Regions from separate parts of the Homo sapiens genome. Here region 2 is linked to region 1. The links are chromatin contacts, found by Hi-C or POLR2A ChIA-PET in ENCODE. All regions are on one chromosome and are shown on one strand. The core of a region is the stretch at or near the end of the contact, and the rest is flanking DNA. Distances in the headings are between cores, read along the strand shown. Region 1 overlaps LPIN2 (lipin 2). Region 2 has its middle 24 kb from the start of LPIN2.

Region 1 (2,757 bases), core at 117-2,616:
TTTTTTTAACCTGAATGATGTTGAGACAATGTTACGAGAAGTCAACCTTTATGTATTGCTTTTGAAGTTACTTTGAAAACCACAAAGCTCGACTGCAGAAGTCTCTTCAAGGGAAAGGGAAACTGAAAATTATTATAATAATCTTACATGTTGCAACTCAGAAAAGCAAAACAGAAACTAGATGGGGGAACTTAGACATATTTAGAAAAAGAAAAATTTCCTTTACCTTATATAGTATTTTTAAATACTTAGGCTAATACCTTCATACTAATTGTAAATGGAATAGGTGGGTATAATCAAGAACACACACACACACACACACACACACACACACACACACACACACATTTTTGAGTCGGAGTCTCGCTTTGCTGTCCAGGCTGGAGTACAGCGGTGTGATCTTGGCTCACTGCAACCTCCGCCTCCCAGGTTCAAGCGATTCTCCTGCCTCAGCCTCCCAAGTGCCTGGGATTACAGGCACGTGCAACCATGCCCCCCTAATTTTTTGTATTTTTAGTAGAGACGGGGTTTCACCTTGTTGGCTAGGCTGGTCTCGAACTCCTGACCTCAAGTGATCCACCGGCTTCGGCCTCGGCCTCCCAAAGTTCTGGGATTACAGGTGTAGAGCCACCGCACCTGGCCATATTTTTTTTTTTAAAGGAAATTAATTAATGCCACATTTTGTTTGTTTTGACAAAGCTGTAAAAACTTTTGTAATCTAAATTCTGTTGTTGATACCAGGACTTGTCCCCATATTTGACTGAAATGCTAACCAACAGACCATAGGCTGGTTGACTTTTGTTTGTTTTAGGGAAGATTCATTCAGGAAGAAGATATTTGTGTAGGTTTTTCTTATCCTCTTCAGGTTATGGAGCAGCTGGAAGTTTTGCTAGTATATCTGATGTCAATCAAATTAGAAAACAGAGCTAGTAATAACACTTGGCAGGTACACAGATTTCTCTTTCTATTCTTGCCTCGCAGTATCTACTTAAATAACATAGAAAGGCTTTGTCAACATTTTAAAGCACAACAAAAGAGCCTCACCATTTTCTGGCACAGACCTAAAAGTATGTGGTAGAGGACCACTGGTGTAAGTCGAAAACATTTATTTTCAGCTTTTTGCTATTTTATATAGCTGAGCTTTAAATAGAAATTTCCCTCTATTTAATTAAACTTAAATGTTATTTTGAGAGTGAAAGAAAATGGATTTCACAAAACTAGATATTCTTTTTCTTTTTTTCCTCCAGGAAAAACATCTCATTTCTAGGTATTACAAAATCAGTTTCCACTGGAGAACCACATTTCAGGGTAGCAGGGCTTGTGTGGTCTGGCCTCTGTTCAGAGTCACCCTTTAGAAAGCAAAAGCAGTTGCAGTTTACTTAGGGACTTAGAAACTTTCCATTGCAAAACAGTGTTATTTAGCCATAGTTTAGGTTCTCTGAAATTTTTTCTTTCTTTGTGGTAACACCAATAGTACTTTCAGACTGGACCTGTTCTGGGGGAATTGGCAACAAACTGAAATTTCCCATTAGTTGTGTATGGATCTATTGTAAAACTGCTGATAAGGTATCATCATCATTATTTTTTTTTTTTGCTGAGATTGTTTTTTATCACATTGGATCAGTGTCTGGCCTTTCAAAATGGAACCTGAAGGCAGATGTATTTATAAGCATGTATGCATCTGTAAATGGTGACCAAGTAGATAAAACACCTTTTCCTGCTTGCTGTGTGCCTCTAATTTAGGAAATAATACAATTCCTGTGCAAAAGCTACACAATCGTTGTGTTACTATCTTGTCAAAACGTTGCATTTTTAATAGGAATGTACTCATGAGACACAGGAAAAGAGAATTTTTTTCCTCCTACTCCCTTAGTATCTCAGAAACCCAAAGAATATGTTTGGGAGGAAATTTGGCCATTTGATTTACCAAAACAGCTTTCCTGTGAGAAAACTGAAAAACTGTGAGAGTAAAACTGAAATCATGCCTACTTTGAGATACACTGGCAATTTGCATTAACTATTTGTCTTATTTTAAGTCAGTTTGGGTTAGGGAAAGCTGGCCATTGATGTGAAAGTAAGACCCCAAATTTTCAAATACGGGTGTACCTATGAAGTGAATTTGAAATCATGACCACCTTAAAACCACTGTTTAGAGAGATGTAGTATAATAATTTTCCCACTGCCATTGATACGTAATTGTTTGGTAGAACAGCAGTACTCCCAGTAAATTTAGTAACTTAGGAGTTTACTTTTAGAAGGTAAATGTGTACTTGATATTTTAAAATTTATTGATATCAGAAAAAGCTGATTACTTGATTATTTATAAAAGTTTTTTTTTCTTTTTTCTGTTTTTTTTTTTTGTTGTTTTTTTTTTTTTTTTGAGATGGAGTCTCGCTTTGTCGCCCAAGCTGGAGTGCAGTGGGGCGATCTCTGCTCACTGCAACTTCCGCCTCCCTGATTCAAGCGTTTCTCCTGCCTCAGCCTCCCGAGTAGCTGGGATTATAGGCGCGTGCTACCACGCCTGGCTGCTTTTTGTGTTTTTAGTAGAGATGGGGTTTCTCCATGTTGGCTAGGATTACCTGATCTCAGGTAATCCACCCGCCTTGGCCTCCCAAAGTGCTGGGATTACAGGTGTGAGCCACCACGCCTGGTCAGATTATTTATCAAAGTTAAATAACCCAGTGTATTAAAACTATTTTCATTGCTGATAACAGAAATTTACCCTCTACTAGCTTAGGCAAAAAAGCTTGCTGTCAG
Region 2 (2,743 bases), core at 162-2,661, 78 kb before region 1:
GGACGAGTGCAGTGGCTCACATCTGTAATCCCAGCACTTTGCGAGGCCAAGGCAAAAGGATCCCTTAAGCCCAGGAGTTTGAGACCAGCTTAGGCAACAAAGTGAGACCTCCATCTCTACAAAAAAATTAAAAATTAGCCAAGCATGGTGGCGTACGCCTGTAGTCCCAACTATTCAGGAGGCTGAGGCGGGCTGAGGTGGAGGATCGCTTGAGCCTGGGAGGTCAAGACTGCAGAGAGCCATTATCACCCCAGTGCACTCTAGCCTGGGTGACAGAGCGAGATCCTATCTCTCTTTTTTATTTTTTGACACGGAGTCTCGCTCTGTCGCCCAGGCTGGAGTGCGGTGACGCGATCTCGGCTCACTGCAAGCTCCGCCTCCCGGGTTCACGTCATTCTCCTGCGTCAGCCTCCCGAGCATCTGGGACTACAGGCGCCCGCCATGATGCCCGGCTAATTTTTTGTATTTTTAGCAGAGACGGGGTTTCACCCTGTTAGCCAGGATGGTCTCGATCTCCTGACCTCGTGATCCACCCGCCTCGGCCCCCCAAAGTGCTGGGATTACAGGCGTGAGCCCGCGCCCAGCCGAAGAGATCCTATCTCAAAAAATAAATAAATAAACAGGCGGGGCACACTGGCTCACGCCTGTAATCCCAGCACTTCAGGAGGCCGAGGCGGGCGGATCACCTGAGGTCAGGAGTTTGAGACCAGCCTGGCCAACATGGTGAAACCTCGTCTCTACTAAAAATACAAAAATTAGCCGAGTGTGGTGGCGGGTGCCCGTAATTCCAGCTGCTTGGGAGGCTGAGGCAGGAGAATCGCTTGAACTGAGGAGGCAGAGGTTGCAGTGAGGCGGGATCACTCCACTGTACTCCAGCCTGGACGACAGAATGATTCCATCTCAATAAATAAACGAACAAATCCTCTTTGCTATTGTGTAAAAAAATCAATTTCTTTTGTAAGTTACTTGCAAAAAGTCCAAACACGAAATGCTAAACAATATGGTTGTAAGAGACCATAAACATCTTAATCTGTAGTTGGAACTAACATATCTTTACCACCAAAGTCTAATAAAGAGCAACTTCCAAGAAGCAAAATGTTTGCCTCCACTTGATAACTTCTGCTTGGAGTTTTAGCCCTGCAGTGGGCATTTGTCCTTTCGCAGCTGCACAAAATCCAAATTCCTTTATTGTGTTAGAGGGAAGATCCTACTATATGAGTCCTGGGAGGGAAAGCCAAACAGCCCAGGCCTTATTGGTTTCTACCTTGTGCTATGTTTAGCCCCCTTCTAGGTACGCAATATATGTTGGCTGAAGTGAAAATGTAAACAGGAAGGAGAAAGGTTTCACAACGAGGAAAGGCTACACGGTGAGTCAGGGCTTTGTGCTCTGTTCCCAACTAGCTCCACTGTGACTAGCTATCTTTGGTCACAAAACTGGCTCAGTTAGTTGCTATTTTCTGCATCAGCATATTTCAAAAGGAAATGAACCTGCTGACTTAAGTGATGTAAGGAGTAATCAATGAATGAAAATTAACTAGAGATATCCATACAAAATTATATTTGTATTTTATACTAAAAGATAAAATATGCCTAACTCACAAATACTCATTATAAGTTTTTTGTTTGTTTGTTTGTTTGTTTGTTTGTTTTTTAGTTTGCTTTAGTTCAGCTCCTAGGAATTTCTATACCATATGTTATTATAAACATTAATTTACTTTATTCTTCATACAATTATAAAATAAAACAGGCCAGGCGTGGTAGCTCATGCCTGTAATCGCAGCACTTTGGGAGGCCGAGGCGGGCGGATCACGAGGTCAGGAGATCGAGACCATCCTGGCTAACACGGTGAAACCCCGTCCCTACTAAAAATACAAAAAATTAGCCTGGCGTGGTGGCGGGCACCTGTAGTCCCAGCTACTCGGAGGCAGGAGAATGGCATGAACCCGGAAGGCGGAGCTTGCAATGAGCCGAGATCGCACCACTGCACTCTATCTAGCCTGGGCGACAGAGCGAGACTCCGTCTCAAAAAAAAAAAAAAAAAAGAATTGTCACTGCTGTTTATTCACCTGCCTTGCCATTTTATGGCTTTTCCCAATGAAAGGAGACAGAAAAACATTTAATGAGAAGTACACACAGTTTGGGAGACATAGCATCTTTAGCAATCTTTACATATTAAATGCTGCACATGTGGGAGCGATAAGATGTAGATCACTTCCTGTAATACCGTTTCCATGTTCCTGAAAATCTGAACATAAAAGGAATTTTTGAAAGTGAAGCTTAATTCTTTTTGAAATCTGCCTTGAATCTTTTTATAAAACAAAGGAGCCTTCTGACATGTGAGCAATAAGCCACCAATTTATCCTGTTTTACCAGCATAGATTTTAGGCTAGAACTAAAACTTCATTGAGCTTTTAGAGGTTTGGTTAACGAATTAACAAATATTGGCTAGGCATGATGGTGCTCATACCTGTAATCCCAGCATTTAGGGAGGGCAAGGTGGGCAGATCACTTGAGTTCAGGAGTTTGAGACAAGCCTGGGCAACATGGTAAAACCCCATCTCTGCAAAAAATACGACAATTAGCCAGGTGTGGGACTACGTGCCTGTAGTCTCAGCTACTCCACAGGCTGAGGTGGGAGGATCCCTTGATCCCAGGAGGTAGAGGTTGCGGTGAGCCAACATTGCATCACTGTGCTCCAGGTTGGGTGACGGAGTGAGACTGTCTCAAGGAAAAAAAAAAAAAA

What was found. Hi-C counts contacts between places; a loop is a spot of excess contacts on that map. ChIA-PET counts read pairs that join two places held with the same protein, here RNA polymerase II (POLR2A). Pooled maps may share reads with other maps.
Region 2: a map with no recorded cell type shows a loop between it and region 1 (7-fold over the local background). The contact joins two enhancer-like sites. A Hi-C loop is called at or near these places in 1 of 168 maps with a recorded cell type or tissue (Panc1), 3 of 37 single-sample maps with no recorded cell type and 5 of 50 pooled maps. POLR2A ChIA-PET finds 5 or more read pairs at or near these places in 4 of 52 experiments (IMR-90, PC-9, activated CD4-positive, alpha-beta T cell and 1 more).

Annotation. Positions count from the first base shown.
Region 1 is chr18:2,957,765-2,960,521 of GRCh38, reverse strand. All of the region lies in intron 2 of LPIN2 (lipin 2), which reads left to right. Among named protein-coding and RNA genes, the nearest start is that of LPIN2-AS2, 7.9 kb to the left of the region's middle. RefSeq lists enhancers at 105-204, 2,389-2,548. Within about 2 kb of position 1,366, at least 15 of the 41 ENCODE cell types and tissues checked have a DNase peak (open chromatin) inside an H3K27ac peak, as active enhancers do.
Region 2 is chr18:3,036,184-3,038,926 of GRCh38, reverse strand. No RefSeq gene overlaps it. Among named protein-coding and RNA genes, the nearest start is that of LPIN2, 24 kb to the right of the region's middle. Within about 2 kb of position 1,411, at least 14 of the 41 ENCODE cell types and tissues checked have a DNase peak (open chromatin) inside an H3K27ac peak, as active enhancers do.